Regions from separate parts of the Homo sapiens genome. Here region 2 is linked to region 1. Evidence: chromatin loops called from intact Hi-C (ENCODE). Cell type or tissue: ovary. All regions are shown on one strand. Each heading gives the region's core, and the rest is flanking DNA. Links, peaks and the distances in the headings are about the cores only.

Region 1 (8,334 bases), core at 34-8,033:
GAGGCTGCACGCTCTGTAAGCTGCATGCTCCGTAAGAGAATCCAATGCCTGATGATCTGAGGTGGAAGAGTTTCGTCCCGAAACCATCCCCCTTCACCCCACAATCCGTGGAACAACTGTCTTCCACAAAACCAGTCACTGGTGCCAAAAAGGCTGGGGACCACTGCTTTAACAGAGACCTTCACATGACTTTATTAGCAGGCAACAGTGACACAATTCTAAAGGACCTTGAAAAAATTACCCACAAAATTAAAAACTTCACACGTAAAAAGTTTTAATTCCACAGAGAGGTCACTCATCTGATTTATCCACATTATATTTTAAAATAATGTCAAAAAACACACAGTAGTAGGTTTGTTTCCTGACCTCTTAAAATAACTCAAGTTAGTGACACCCACACTGTGTTTGACTCTATTCTGGAAGGCCGTGTTCTTGCAGCTCTGAGTGGCAGGTGGGATGGGAGTGCTATGAACCAAAATTACTGACGACGGTCTCCTCCTCAAGAGCAAGAGAAGCTGCTACTAAATACAGCTCCATCCGCTTTAAGATTTTCTGCCATAAATTTCCCTAAACCTTTGGGTCCTAGAAACAAGTGCTAGTGCATGAACACTGCACTCAAAAAAAAAAGGGGGGGGGGAGGGGAAGAAAGGGAAAAAGCCACGAGTACAAAGGGGCAGGCAAGCAAATCTTAGCAAAGAACTAGGGCATTACCCACCAAACCTAATTTGACAGCTCTGTGACACCCCCAACTCTGTCCCCCAATGACAGTGGCTATGATTTTATACTCTTCATAGGACAGCCATGTGTCCTGTCAAAATTGTTCCTGGTCCATACAAAAGAACTAGGTATATGTCAGTTATTTCACAGTATCCAGCAGAGGATTACAGCTTCTAAGTTTTGAACCACTGCTATAAGCACAAAACAAGAATAAAAACAAAAAATTATGCTCAAAAGAAAAATAATCATCTGCTAAAACACTAGCATGTCTACATTTGGCTAAAGCAAGACTACTATTCAGATCTAGCATTAGATATAATGTTTTAAGAGGGGGTCAGTTTCAGATTGTTCTAGTTAAAGACAAACACTATTCCCTCTCTCCTTGCTGAAACTAACATACATGCAACTAACCATAGCTAAAACTGGTTTAACAAGGTCTTCTGGAATATTTTCTCTTAAAGTACTTTTAATGTATTCTTCTTCAAGAATTTCCAGCCAAGACTACCTGGAAACTTTTGTTAACACTATTTAATAGGCTGACATAGAGTTACTGAGCTTTCAAATGAAATTCAAAGTATAATCTAGTATGCCTGATCAATTGTATCTTTTGCATTTAAATTTAAATTAGAAAAATAAGGCCCATCATTATTCTACTGTCTGTTACATTTCTGAACGATCTCAATACGGACATCTCAGACATCAGCCCGGGGGCTCTATGTTTTAAATTTGCTCACTGTCCTGAACATAATCATCTCAGACATTCCTGACCAGCTCATCTGGGTACATTTGTCCTTCAGCACTGTCACATGTGTTCCTTGATGTCTCAGTAACTTTCATGGTGCCTCAAGACCAAAAAAATTGATGATTTATTAAGTTACTATGTCCAAACAATTTAAAAAGCATTTATGTCCTAATAACTTAGTAACCATTTGAAAAAATAATAAACTTAAGTTGAAGAAAAAATGTCTTTGCTTCATTCTTAATCAGAAGGATTTCTAAGGATGTGTAAAGTTGCATCGTCAAAATCCAAAGACATGTACAACACAGAGTGAACCTAAACTACAGATTCTAGTTAAAAATAACATAATTGGCCAGGTGCAGGGGCTCACGCCTGTAATCCCAGCACTTTGGGAGGTCAAGGTGGGCGGATCACCTGAGGTTGGGAGTTCAAGAACACTCTGAACAACATGGAGACACCCCGTCTCTACTAAAAATACAACAACTAGCCGGGCATGGTGGTAGGCACCTGTAATCCCAGCTACTCAGAAGGCTGAGGCAGGAGAATCACTTGAACCTGGGAGGTGGAGGATGCAGTGAGCCAAGACTCTGCCATTGCACTCCAGCCTGGACAACAGAGCGAGACTCTGTCTCAAAAACAAACGAACAAACAAAAAACCATAATTATTGTGTAAGAGACATCCAGTGGGGAAAAAATAATGTTGTCAATATTAGTTCATCAATTTTAACAAACATACTGATAGAGGCAGGAGGCAGACAAATGCCTAGGCAGACAGGAGCAGGTCCCCAGTGAAATCCAACCTTCAATCTGGAGAGAGTCCTGGGTAAATCCTCACACGGGACTGAGAACCCACCTTCTCATTTGGCACAGTTTCCTCTGATTGATCCGTCTTTCACCTATTTTACATATACCTATCCTTTCCTAATTGGTTTACTTTTTTTTTTTCAAGACTGAGTTTCGCTCTTATTGCCCAAGCTGGAGTGTAATAGCATGATCTCGGCTCGCTGCAACCTCTGCCTGCTGGGTTTGAGTGATTCTCCTGCCTCAGCCTCCTGAGTAGCTGGGATTACAGGTGTGCAGCACCACGCTCAGCTAATTTTTGCCTTTTTAGTAGAGACAGGGTTTCACCATGTTGGTCAGGCTGGTCTCAAACTCCTGACCTCAGGTGATCCACCTACCCTGGCCTCCCAAAGTGCTGGGATTACAGGCATGAGCCACCATGTCCAGTCTCCTAATTGGTTTTCTACACTATCATGCCCACCTTTGAGTGGTGTCTTCACTTTAACCTTTTTTGCATACTCACAAACCAATCAGCACACACTCCCTATTCTGAGCCCATAAAAAGCCCTGGGCTCAGCTACACGGAGGCCGGAAATTAAAGAAAAATAAAATTTAAAAGAAAGAGAAATAAGTTTTCCTGTATTAGGCTGATTTGTCCCAGAGGCAGCAACAGGCACAGCCGAGACCCAGGAAAAGTCTTGATAATATTATCTAATGTGCTCTGGAGACTTTCCCAGCACTCCCTCAACACAGGGAGAAGAAAAAACAAATTTTTCTTTGTTTTATAGAATGAGTTTATAGATTCCTGTTCTCTGTAACTAGTGACTTCAAGTATTGTTTTATCTAAGAAATACAATGAAGGTCATGAAAAGCCTGAGTAGGCCGGAACTACAGCTGCCCGGGCACCACAGTGAAGGTTATAGGATAAGTCCATGCCTAGGCAAACACAGATAACGGACATCTGGGTTGCATAGCAACAGTTATGTGCAATCCTGAGTTATGAACCTGTAACGATTTAATTAACTGTCTTTGTCCCACCTCTGTATCCCTGCTTTCACGCCACTATAAGCTTGCTTTAGCTAGCCCACCCCCTTCTGTGAAGTGTGTATAAAAGTCAAGTGCTGTCTTTGTTCTGAGCCCAACCTTTGGGTGTGAATCTGCTGGGCCTGAGTGCACTCAATAAAAGATTCTCCTGTTTTAACCCGAGATCTCTCTCTCGTCCTCCTGAATCCTGCAACAATACTAGCGCCAGAGATGATGAATTCCTCTTCAAAGGGTTTAACTGTGTAACGTCCTTGTTCTTTGTTCAGAAGCCCAACCTCCTTATACTCTCTTGTTTCTGGCCTGCAAACAACCCTCCTGCTCTTGTTGTGCCCTGACATGCTCACACAAGTCCAGACATACCTTGTACTGTAACAGACAGACTGCTCCTATCCCCTCTTTCTCTTACAAATCATGCGTTTATCCTATTCAAAAAAGTTTTAAGTCTTAGCCAACTGGGATCAGTTTAGATTGTACAGTCCAATCCTAGCCAACAGGGGAAGGACACCGACAGGAACTGCGTTAGGGATAAAAACCCCTTCCCTCCTTTGTTCAGTGTGCTCTTGCAGTCGTAACAGATGCAGGCGGCACCCTTCTGCAAAAGTAAATTGCCTTGCTGAGAAATCCTTTGTCTCAGTGCTAGTTTTTCTCTTGAGCACAGCTTACTTGTTCCCAACAATCTGGGGGCCCATCCAGGATTCCCATTCTCCTCTGGGGAAGGGTCTCCAGTCCTCACTCGTGAGGAGACAGGTCCCACTGCCTCGTTGTGGTGGCCTCAAGGGTTAGGGATCGAGACCCACCTGGTGTGACGAATAAACCCGGACGCTTAGCAACGCGGGAGAAAAAGGCCTACAAATACCACAGTGACCAGGTAACTCTGTGCAGAGACAAAGGTTAAGAAAAAACACAATGGCAGTGCAGTATTTCCTTGGTGGTCAGGACATCCTGGAGGTTGAAAGTGTGTGAATGAGACGCACAATTGAGTGTGGAGTCCGGATCTGTGGTTCCGTGGTCACCTCATACAGCTTAGGACAGCTTGCCTGTCTTGCCTGTCGGGGGATCATACCGACCCACCAACGCTAAGGGGGACCTGAAAATTCCCACAAAGGAAGCAGCCAGAGAAGGATTAAGCAGAAGCAAAAGAATGCAAGAAATCTCAAGTAAGGGGGGTTGGGCCTCTAAAGAAAGAGTGCAAGAGGCCAGGCGCAGTGGCTCATGCCTGTAATCCCAGCACTTTGGGAGGCTGAGGTAGGCAGATCACAAGGTCAGGAGTTCAAGACCAGCCTGGCCAACATGGTGCAACCCCATCTCTACCAAGGAAATAAATAAATAAATAAAATACAAAAAATTAGCCAGGTGTGGTGGTGTGTGCCTGTAGTCCCAGCTACTTGGGAGGCTGAGGCAGAAGAATCGCTTGAACCCAGGAGGCAGAGGCTGCAGTGAGCGGAGATCGTGCCATTGCACTCCTGCCTGGGCAACAGAGCAAGACTCCACCTTAAAAAAAAAAAAAGAAAAAAAGAAAGGGTGCAAGAAATCTCTAGTAAGAGAGGTTGAGCCTCACAAACTCAAAAAAACACCTTCTCCAGGATGCGAAATACCCCAAGCAAGACAATAGAATTTCCCGGGACAGCCCCTTAGGTCTCCTGCTAAAATACTGGAAAGATAATGAAAGGACTAAAAATAAGAAAAAGCAACAAATGATAAAATACTGTTGTTTTATTTGGACTAAGGAAACTATCCTCAAACCATCAGTTTTCTGGCTACAGTTTGGGTCAAATGAGGATTGGATTTGTCAACTTTTAATAGAGTATGTGAATAACAAGAGTCCTGTCCCTCAGGAGGAGATACGCTATGCCCTGTGCTGACGGCAGGGGCCTGTCCACCTCTACCCCCTCAAAGCCAGTAAGAATAAGCCAGAAACTACTTACCCTATAGAAACTAAGGCCCCCACCCCTAAGCAACCCACATGGGATCCTTTAGACCATCTGCCTCAGCCAGATACCTCTCACCTCCCTCCCCCTCAGGCAGCCGCCCTGGACCCTTCCCCCGACTCACGTTGTGCCCCCTCTTTATAATCCTAACTCCTGGAATCATTCCCAGCCTCAGGGCCCTCCCCCAGGAAGACTTCGGTGCGAGACAGAACAATGTAAAAAGGATATTCAAAACTTCCCTTTCCCCACCACTTCTAAAGAGTTAGCTCCAACTCTCTTCCCCTTAAGGGAAGTGCCCCTCAGAGGAGGCTAAATGCTCCATTAACTAGCTCAGAGGTCCGAAACCTACAAAGGGAGCTCAAACCACTCTTAAGTGACCCTTATATAGTGGCTGACCAGATTAATCAATTTCTCAGACCCCAGATATATACTTGGGCTGAGCTAATGTCTATCCTAGGTATTCGCTTTTTAGGAGAAGACAGGAGCATGATTCGCAGGGCTGCTATGACAATTTGGGAACGTGAGCATCCCCCAGGTCAGAACGTCCCAGCAGCTGAGCAAAAACTTGCGGCCACAGATCCTCAATGGGATAGTAACAACGCAGCCTACTGGAGGAATATGCAAGACCTTGGAGAACTGATAATTAAAGGAACTCAAAAATCTGTATTCCGCATCCAAAACATTCCCAAAGCTTTCTATATACAACAAGGGAAGGATGAAGGACCTACAGAGTTCTTAGAAAGGCTCAAGGAGCAAGCGAGGATATATGCAGGTCTAGGTTTAGAAGACCCTCTTGGGCAGGGGATGTTAAAGCTCCATTTTGTTACCAATAGTTGGCCAGACATCACAAAACACGTTATAGAAAATAGAGAACTGGAAAGATAAATCTATAGAGCAGCTTTTGAGAGACGCTCAAAAGGTATATGTACGAAAAGACGAGGAAAAGAAAAGCAAAAACAAAAAGCAAGGATCATGCTGTCCGCCCCACAACAGAACACTCAGGGGCCAAAACCTATAAAGAACTTAAGCCCCCACTTTCCAGGCCATATAAAGGCTATAAAACAGCACAGCCAAAGAACCCAAAAGTAGAGAGGGAAAAGGGCAAAACAAATGCTTCAAGTGTGGAAAAATAGGCCACTTTAAAAAGGAATGTCCCAGATGGGAAAAAGAGAAAGAAGTCATTCTACTCATGACCTTGGAGGAAGAATACGGCGGTCAAGGGCTCCACTCTTTTTTTTACCTCAAGTCCCACCAAGAGCCCTTGATAAATTTAGAGGTGGGACCCAAACCTGAGCTTATCACCTTTTTCATTGATTCAGGAGCTGCTCGCTCCTCAGTTTGTTATCTTCCCCCTGGTGTAACTTGTTCACAGGAAAAACTTTTTATTTCGGGAGTAAAAGAAGAGGGGTTTAAAGCAAAAATCTTAGAAGAAACAGAAATTAAATATAAGGACCGCTCAGTAAATATTAAACTTCTGTTAATCCCGGAGGCAGGAACAAACCTATTTAGGAAGAGATTTAATGCTAAAATTAAACCCAGACCTCTATGTTAACCAAGAAAAATTCCTCCCCTCCCTAAATTTGCTCACTACCCTAGATAAAGGATACATCCATCCAGATGTATGGTCAAAAGAAGGAAATCGAGGCAAGTAATAAAAGAAAAAAGGCATAACGGGTACTCAGTAGTAAACGGAGATATCCTCACAGAAATAAAATCGGGAAGATTACCTAATAACGGGTCTGCACCTGCTCTGCGCAAACATGTGAGCTGTTTGCATTAAATCAAGCCTTAAAATTTCTGCAAAACCAGGAAGGAACTATTTATACAGACTCCAAGTATGCTTTTGGAGTGGTCCACACCTTGGAAAAATTTGAACAGAGCAAGGCCTCATTAACAGTAACTTAGTCCACAGGGACATAATAATTCAAGTATTAGAAAATCTATAGTTGCCAGAACAAATAGCTGTTGTTCACGTCCCAGGTATCAAAGAAATCTTTCCTTTAGAAGCTGAGGGAATAATCTTGCTGACCAAATAGCCAAGCAAGCTGCCTCTTCCCCAACGGGAACCCATTTTCCATTTAACTCCTTGTCTCCCTCCCCCAGCCACAGTCCCCGTCTTTTCCCATAACAAACAAGAAAAGTTAAATGAAATAGGAGCCAAAGAAAGCTCAGAAGAAAAACGAATATTACCAGATGAGAGGGAAATGTTGCCTAAACCTCTCATAAGAGGGATGTTGTCTCAACTCCATCAAGGAACTCACTGGGGTCCCCAGGCTATGTGTGATGCCGCTCTCGGAGTTTATGGGTGTATAGAAATCTATACCCTTGCTAGGTAAATTGTGGATAGTTGTATAATATGCAAAAAAAACTAATAAATCAACAAATAAGATGCAAGCCCTTGGGGGAAAAAACTCAGGGTTAACGCCATTCCAAAAAATTCAAATTCATTACACTGAAATGCCCCCAGTAGGCCATGTTAACTATTTATTAATAATAGTAGATCATCTCACCCACTGGGTAGAGGCCATCCCTTTCCCAAACACAACAGCTAAACATGTAGTTAAAACCTTATTAAAACAAATTATACCTAGGTTTGGAATTATAGAAAACACTGATTCAGACAATAGAACCCAATTCACTGCCCTCGTTATTAAAGGGCTCACTCAAGCACTAGGAATAAAATGGGAATATCATACACCAAGGCATCCACCCTCATCAGGAAAAGTAGAAAGAATGAACCAAACTTTAAAAAATCATTTAACCCAACTAATTTTAAAAACCCAGCTACCTCGGACAAAATGCCTTCCTATTGCCCTGTTCAGAGTCCAAACAGCCCCGCAAAAGGACACTGGCCTCTCTCCTTATGAAATGCTTTATGGACTGCCTTACTTAAACTCTAATACTGACATTCCCACTTTTGAAACAAAGGATGAATTTCTCAAAAACTATGTATCAGGTCTGTCTTCCACCCTTTCCTCTCTTAGGACTCAAGGCCTTTTAGCACAAACTGCACCCCTTGAATTTGCAGGCCATCATCACCAGCCCAGAGATTACGTCCTCGTCAGAAGTTGGAAAGAAGAAAAGCTCAAACCTACTTGGGAAGAACCTTATTTAGTACTTCTAAAA
Region 2 (8,334 bases), core at 238-8,237, 60 kb before region 1:
CTCGCTCTGTCGCCCAGGCTGGAGTGCAGTGGCGCTATCTCGGCTCACTGCAAACTCCGCCTCCCGGGTTCAGGACATTCTCCTGCCTCAGCCTCCCGAGTAGCTGGGACTACAGGCACCCACCACTGCGCCTGGCTAATTTTTTCTATTTTTAGTAGAGACGGGGTTTCACCGGGTTAGCCAGGATGGTCTCGATCTCCTGACCTCATGATCCGCCCGCCTCAACCTCCCAAAGTGCTGGGATTACAGGCGTGAGCCACCGCGCCTGGCCTGAAGTGTTTTTTATATTGACAATGAAGACACCACCATAAAGCTAAGCGAGAGAAATAGGATGGATGCTGGCATTATTCAGAAGTGAACCCTTTGCCATCTGGCCCCAGAGTCCCAGTTCCTGATCTGGAAGCCTGTGTTCTCTGCCCCATCAGGGCGTGGACCTTCCATCTTAGGAGAAGCTGCTCAGATTATGCTAACGAGGGCAGGATCTGGTGGAAGAGTGTCTACACCTGCCAAGCCCTTGGAAAAAGCTTCTGCAGGGGCCTGGAATTGAATCACCTTGGCTCTTTGTACCACCAAGGAGATTAATGTCTGTCCTGTCTGAGCATTGTGATCTCAGGGTCGTCTGTGGGAGATTTCAACCTTAGGTGGATTCCAGTCTCATCTTTCATCAGAATCACGCACACCACACCTGCTGCCCCATTTCCGAAGATGGAGCCCCAATCTGGGAGCTTGTGCTAGGGGCCCAGCCCCAGCTCCATCCCAGGGGCTCACTGTGTGACTTCAGTCAAGTGTCTTAACCTTTCCGGGCCTCAGTTTCATCCTCTCAGTCATAAAAGTGCTAGTTTAGATCAATGATTCTCAGCTAGGGGCAGTTTTGCCCACATGGGGAACATTAAACAGTGTCTGGCTGGACACGGTGGCTCACACCTGCAATCCTAGCACTTTGGGAGGCCGAGTTGGGAGGATCACTTGAGATCAGGAGTTCGAGACCAGCCTGGCCAACATGGTGAAACCCTTTCTCTACTAAAAATTTAAAAATTAGCCAGGCGTGGTGGTGGGTGCCTGTAATCACAGCTACTCGGGAGGCTGAGGCAGGAGAATCGCTTGAACCCAACCCAGGAGGTGGAGGTTGCAGTGAGCTGAGATCATACCACTGCACTTCTGCCCGGGTGACAGAGCAAGACTCCGTCTTGAAAAAACAAAAAAAAAAAAACAGTGTCTGGAGACATTGTTGGTTGTCACAGCTGGGTGGGTGCTAGTGGCATCTGGTGGGTAGAGGCCAGAGACGCTGCTAAACATCCTAGAGTGCACACAGGACGGCTCCCCCCGCAGAGAATGACCCTGCACAGCATGTCAGCCGTGCCTGCTGAGAAACCTGCCATAGACAAACCCAGCCCATTGCTGGCTGCCACGGTGGTCAGGACGGCCCAACAGCACCAAGACCGTCCCTAACTCTCGGTGGGCAGGACCTGAACTAGGGAGGTGGAGAAGGCTCACTGCCAAGCTCACCACTGTCCCTGATGCCTTCCAGGGAACTCTGGTGATATTCCAGTAGGATTTCCTTGGAAACATCCTCCTGCTCTGCAAACACTGGAGATTGCATGAGGAGCAGATGGCTGAGCCCTGAGCATGTGACAGCCAGCGCTGGGAACTCAGTGGGACAAAAGGTCACACTGGGGCATCAAGGTGACCAAGTCCTGGACCTGCTGTCTTTCCTCCATTCTGCCTTCTTTTTGGTTTCTGTATGAGTCCGTTCTCACACTGCTCTAAAGAAATACCTGACACTGGGTAATTTATAAAGGAAAGAGGTTTAATTGACTCACAGTTCCACATGGCTGGGGAGGCCTCATGAGACTTACAATCATGGCAGAAAGCAAGAGAGAAGCAAAGGCATGTCTTACATGGCAGCAGGCAAGAGAGAGTGAATGAGCGAAGGAGGAAGAGGCCCTTATAAAACCATCAGATCATCTGAGAACTCACTCACTATCTCGGGAACGGTATAGGGGAACCGCTGCCATGACCCAATCACCTCCCACCAGGTCCCCCCTTCAACACATGGGAATTATGGGGATCACAATTGGAGATGAGACTTGGGTGGGAACATAGAGCCAAACTAAATCACTAAATCAGTCTCTTTCTTTCTTTTCCTTTTTTTTTTTTTTTTTTTTTTTTTGAGACGTAGTCTTGCTCTGTCACCCAGGCTGGAATGCAGTGGTGTGATCTTGGCTCACTGCAACCTCTGCCTCCTGGGTTCAAGCAATTCTGCCTCAGCCTCCCTAGTAGCTAGGATTATAGGCGCCTGCCACCATGCCTAGCTAATTTTTGTATTTTTAGTACAGATGGGGTTTCGCCACGTTGGCCAGGCTGGTCTTGAACTCCTGACCTCAGGTGATCCGCCCGCATCAGCCTCCCAAAGTGCTGGGATTACAGGCATGAGCCACTGCACCCAGCCTCTTTTCTCTTCTGTTTTCTTTCTCTCTCTTTTCTTTCTCTCTCCTTTCTTTCCTTCCTTTTTTTTCCTTCCTTCATTTTCCTTCCTTCTTTCTTTCTTTTTTGACACAGGGTCTCTCTCTGGAGTGCAGTGGTGCCATCACAGCTCCCTGCAGCCTTGACCTCCCAGGCTCAAGCAATCCTCCCACCTCAGCCTCCCAAATAGCTGGGACTACAGGCATATGCCACCATGGCCGGCTAATTTTTTTGTATTTTTTTGGTAGCGACAAAGTCTCCCTATGTTGCCCAGGTTGGTCTTGAACTCCTGGGCTCAAATGATCCTCCCACCTTGGCCTTCCAAAGTGCTGTGATTACAGGCATGAGCCACTGCACCTGGCCTTGCTGGTTCTTTAAGAGCCCCAGCTAGGACACTTGGAGACGAATGGGTCTTGCCTTTTTACCTCAGCTGGCTAACACTACAATGCCCCTTAGATTGAGAGATGTTCACTACATATTTTGAGAGACAGAAAAACCAATATTCTTTAGTTTGTTTTTTTTATTTTGGGTTTTTTGTTTTGGGCTTTTGTTTTGTTTTTTGTTTTTTTCTTGAGACGCAGTTTCGGTCTTGTCACCCAGGCTGGAGTGCAGTGGCACAATCTCGGCTCACTGCAACCTCCGCCTCCCAGGTTCAATCAATTCTCCTGCCTCAGCCTCCTGAGCAGCTGGGATTACAGGCGCCTGCCACCACGCCTGGCTAATTTTTGTATTTTTAGTAGAGGGGGTTTCGCCATGTTGGCCAGGCTGGTCTCGAATTCCTGACCTCAGGTGATGCACCTGTCTCAGTCTCCCAAACTGCTGGGATTATGGGCATGAGCCACCATGCCCAGCCTGTTTGTTTTTTGAGAGAGGGTCTCTTGTTCTGTCACCTAGGCTGGAGTGCAGTGCTGCAATCTTGGCTCGCTACAACCTCCACATCCTGGGCTCAAGCGATTCTTCCACCTCAGTCTCATAAGTAGCTGAGACTGCAGGCTCGCGCCACCATGTCTGGCTACCAGGTTCTATTTAGTTTTTTTTAAAATAAAAATCTGCATGCCTCTTTCAAATCTGTAGTGGGAATCAGACCCCGCACAGGAAATGTCCATCAACTCCAGGGGCCCGGAAATGGCACTGGCCAAAAACACACGCCTGGCAGAGCCGAGCTGGTTTCCGGAAGAATGTGTCAGCAAAGCATCCCCACTTTTCTCCAGCTTGCATTTTCTCTTCAGCTTTCTCTTACGCTTTTCCAAACCACACAGCTTCTTGGGAGGCATGTTGAAGTGTTTAAAAATGAAGCAATAAAAATAAATCACTTGTTCTCGGAAGACAGCCGGCTGGTTATTTAGCTGCATGTTTCAGCGGACTAAATGCTGACACAGGGCTGTTCCTCGGGCACCCAGGCAGCTGTGCCGCAGACAGGGTGCCTCAGAAAAGACTCTTGTCATGTCCACCAAAGGACATTCTGCTCCCTGTGGTGGCCAAAAACCCCTTCACGCTGGGGCTACACAATGTGATGTTAGCACTGTGTTTTTTTTATTCCTGGGTTATTTCCACACTCCTTTTTTTTTTCTTTTGGAGACAGTTTCGCGCTTGTTGCCCAGGCTTGAGTGCAATGGTGTGATCTCCGCTCACTGCAACCTCCGCCTCCCAGGTTCGAGTGATTCTCCTGTCTCAGCCTCCCAAGTAGCTGAGATTACAGGTGCCCATCACCACACCCAGCTAATTTTTTGTAGAGAGGAGTTTTCACCATGTTGGCCAGGCTGGCCTCGAACTCCTAACCTCAGGTGATGCACCCGCTTTGGCCTCCCAGAGTACTGGGATTACGGGCATGAGCCACCACGCCTGGCCACCACACTCCTCATAATTGTCTAATTGTCCCAGGCAGCCACCCAGCCGGCCCTGGCCCTCCCTGGTGATCTGCTGGGGCTCCTCTCACCACCCCGATGCCCTTCCCACCCTAGACCCAGCATCAGTTCCCTAAAGGGTTTCTCCAGAGTTTCAAAGAGCTGGCCATAAGCTTTGTCATGCAGACACTGAATCTAGAGGACCATTTAGGACTCATTAAAAGCTCGACCTCACTCCTTACACAAAACCCACCAGATGCATCAGAGATTTCAGTGTAAAAAAATAAAGCCATGAAGGCCGGGTGCGGTGGCTCACGCCTGTAATCCCAGCACTTTGGGAGGCCGAGGCAGGAGGATCACTTGAGTTCGAGACCAGCCTGGCCAACGCAGTGAAACCCTGTCTCTACTAAAGATACAAAAATTAGCTGGGCATCATGGCACGTGCCTGTAATCCCAGCTACTTGGGAGGCTGAGGCACGACAATCACTTGAACTCGGAGGGGAAGGTTGCAGTGAGCCGAGATGGCACCACTGCACTCCAGCCTTGAGTGAGACTCTGCCTCTAAACAAAATAAAAATAAAATTTTAAAAAGCCATGAAAGTACGAGAAAAAAAGGTAGGAGGAGAATTAAACATGCAAAAGTCGTTTCCAAGCTGATACAAAACCCAGAGGCTACTGAGAAAGAGAATACCTTTGACCTCATAAATATTACGACTTTCATTGCAGCAGGTGGGGTTGAGGGGAGGAAGTCAAAGTCAAATGAGAAAAGGCAGCTGTTTCCCATCTCACTCAGAACTCAAGCCAAAAAGCTGGTGTCCTTACCAAGACCCATAAGGCCTTGCAGGACCTGACCGGCCCCCCACACCCGCCAAGTCCCGCTGACCTCATCCCTGTATTTGTCAGAATGAACTCATTTTTGCTGACCTCATCCCTCTATTTGTCAGAATGAACTCATTTTTGCTGACCTCATCCCTGTATTTGTCAGAATGAACTCATTTTGCTGACCTCATCCCTGTATTTGTCAGAATGAACTCATTTTTGCAGTGGTGACAAATAAGCCCTGATGTCTCCAAGACACGATACACTACAGATTTACTTCTCGCTCACGCTAAGTCCAGAGCGAGCCAGGCAGCTCCCCAGAGCAGCAGCGGCTCCACGCGGTGACTCACCCATCCAGGCTGCCACAATCTTGTTTCAACAAACTCAATGCGTGGCCTCCAGCCATCATCAAGAAGCAGAAGGCAGGCCAGGCATCGCTCACCTGTTCCTCATGCCTCTGCCCAGGAGTGGCCCACGTTCCTTCCCGTCGTGGGGGCCTGGGCCAACTGCGCGGTGCCGCCTGTCTGTAGCGGGGCCGGTTATGGGGGTGGCCATGAATTATTTGGTGAATGTGCCTCCCTCTCCCGCAGCTCACTCGCCCGGCTACACTGACTCTGGTGCTTTATCTTGAACACCCTGAACTCCTGTCTCATGGCCTTTAAATTAGCTCTTCTCTCTTTCTGGAATGTTCTTCTCCAGGGAATCTGCTTGGCTGGTTCCCTTACCTCCCTCAGTGTAATTCAACAGAAAAGCATCAAAGAATGTAATTAGAACATGGGCAAGAGATATGAAATATTTTACCAAAAAGGATATACGGATGGCAAATAAGCACGTGAAAAGACGTTCAATATCGTGAGCCATTAGGGAAATTCACATTACGACTACAATAAGATATCACTGCGTTAACTATCAGAACGGCTGAAACAAAAAATGGTGGCAACACCAAATGCTAATGAGGATGCAGAGAAATAAGATCACGCACACACTGCTGGCGGGAACAGTACAGTTACTCTGGAAAACAGTCTGGCAGTTTCTTTTCTTTTTTTGAGACGGGATCCCACTTTGTTACCCAGGCTGGGGTGCAGTGGTGTGATGTCGGCTTATTGCAACCTTGACCTCCTGGGCTCAAGTGATCCTCCCACCTCAGCCTCCTAAGTAGCCGGGACCACAGGCACATGCCACCATGCCTGACTAATTTTCTGTATTTTTAGTAAAGATGGGATTTCACCATGTTGCCCAGGCTGGTCTCAAACTCCTGAGCTCATGTGACCCTCCTGCCTTGGCCTCCCAAAGTGCTGGGATTACAAGCGTGAGCCACTGCGCCAGGACAGCAGTTTCTTATCAAACAAAACACGCAACTAACTACCACATGACACGGCGGCTATTGTACTGCCTGGAAAAACGAAAGTTTACGTCCACATAAAAATCAGTACACCTGCCTCAGAAGGAGCAGGCATCAAAAAAAAATTGGGACTGGGCACAGTGGCTCATGCCTGTAATCCCAGCACTTTGGGAGGCCAAGGCAGGTGGATCACTTGAGGTCAGGAGTTCGAGACCAGCCTGGCCAACATGGCGAAACCCCGGTCTCTACTAAAAATACAAAAATTGGCTGGGCGTGGTGCTGCACACTTGTAATCCCAGCTACTCGGGTGGCTGAAGCAGGAGAATCACTTGAACCTGGAAAGCGGAGGTTGCAGTGAGCTGAGATCACGTCACTGCACTCCAGCCTGGGCAACAGAGTGATACTCTGTCTCAATAAATAAATAAATAATAAGACTGGTGGATTGTCCCAACATTGATAGCCTGGTTGTGGTAGCGAATTATAATTTTGCAAGATGTTGCCATTGGCGGAAAATGAGTAAAGGGTCAAAGGAATTTCTCAGTGTGATTTCTTGCAATTGCATGTGGATCTACAATTATCTCCATCAAAATTTTAATTAAAAAACAGACACAAGGGCTGGGCGTGGTGGCTCACACCTGTAATCCCAGCACTTTGGGAGGCTGAGGTGGGCGGATCACCTGAGGTCAGGAGTTCGAGACCAGCCTGGCCAACATGGTGAAAACCCATCTCTATTAAAAATACCAAAAAAATTAGCCGGGCATTGTGGCCAGTGCCTGTAATCCCAGCTACTCGGGAGGCTGAGGCAGGAGAATAATCGCTTGAACCTGGGAGGCGGAGGTTGCAGTGAGCCGAGATGGCGCCACTGCACTCCAGCCTGGGCAACAAGAGCGAAACTCCGTCTCAAACAAACAAACAAACAAAATAGACACAAGGCTTTTCCTTCATTATTGTGAAACCCAATTCAATTGCTTCATTTTGGTTTTGCTGTTTAAAAAAATAAAATAAATTAAAATAAATAAACCAGGGTGGCATTACTAGCAAACTTGTAATCACACAGAATCCACTTTGGCTGGAAGACCCGGCTTCTGTGCAAACACTCTGGAGTCCTGTCTTCATTGACTCTGGATCTTGTGGCAAGAGAAGGTGCACAACACCGTCACCATCTGAGCACAGGGAAACACGGCCCATCTCCTCAGCTAAGTCCTAATTAGCTTAGTCCTGTGGTCGTAAAACCAAATTCCACAGGAGTGGAGAATGTCAAGAGGGGGCCGTGCACAGAATTACAATAGGTCCCTGTCCTTGCTCTTCTTGCATAGCTCAGATGTTCTCTATTTTGCTTTCAAAAGCAAAGGGCCTTCCATCCCTTCCATCCATTGCTCTCTCCATAGAGTCAGCAAAGATCAGTAGTTCATAAACTAGGAGCACAGCAGCATGTGGGTCCTTCACTCATCTACACCCTGAAAATGTTCTTGAAAAGTTCTCAAGCAAGAAGCCAACTGCTCCTCTTCCTGCGGCCCCAGCAAATCTCAGCAGGCCCCAAAGGCTGGAACCAGACAAGCGGGCCCATACATCCCCATGTCCTAGAGCAGGAACCTGGGCCACCCCTGCAGGAATCCCTGAGGATCAGGAAATCGGTTCACCAGCGTGGCTCGTCATCCAACCCCACTACAGACAGGTTTTAGATCAGTGACATTCCCAGAAGTATTTCCCCTCCATTCCCAGATCACCTGCTGTATTAGTCCATTTCCACACTGCCATAAAGATACTACCCGAGACTAGGTAATTTATCAGCCAGGGAGGTTTAATTGACTCACAGTTCCACATGGCTGGGGAGACCTCAGGAAACTTACACTCACGGCAGAAGGG

Evidence for each region. A loop is a pair of places that touch in the nucleus more often than their neighbours do. Peaks named below come from ENCODE experiments on the same cell type or tissue, not always from the same donor. Only the 100,000 strongest peaks of a DNase experiment are listed, where the experiment ranks them.
Region 2: it touches region 1 in a loop (2.9-fold over the local background); 2 of 110 quality-filtered maps call a loop at or near these places.

What each region holds. Positions count from the first base shown.
Region 1 is chr17:77,170,359-77,178,692 of GRCh38, reverse strand. The region is part of intron 3 of SEC14L1 (SEC14 like lipid binding 1); the gene reads right to left. Among named protein-coding and RNA genes, the nearest start is that of SEC14L1, 34 kb to the right of the region's middle. In ovary, for the core only: no CTCF peak of the experiment used is centred there; no DNase peak of the experiment used is centred there.
Region 2 is chr17:77,230,984-77,239,317 of GRCh38, reverse strand. No RefSeq gene overlaps it. Among named protein-coding and RNA genes, the nearest start is that of LACAT1, 19 kb to the left of the region's middle. RefSeq lists enhancers at 3,477-3,771, 4,896-6,095. In ovary, for the core only: no CTCF peak of the experiment used is centred there; DNase peaks (open chromatin) are centred at 3,597 and 3,866; H3K4me3 peaks cover 610 bases; H3K27ac peaks cover 355 bases.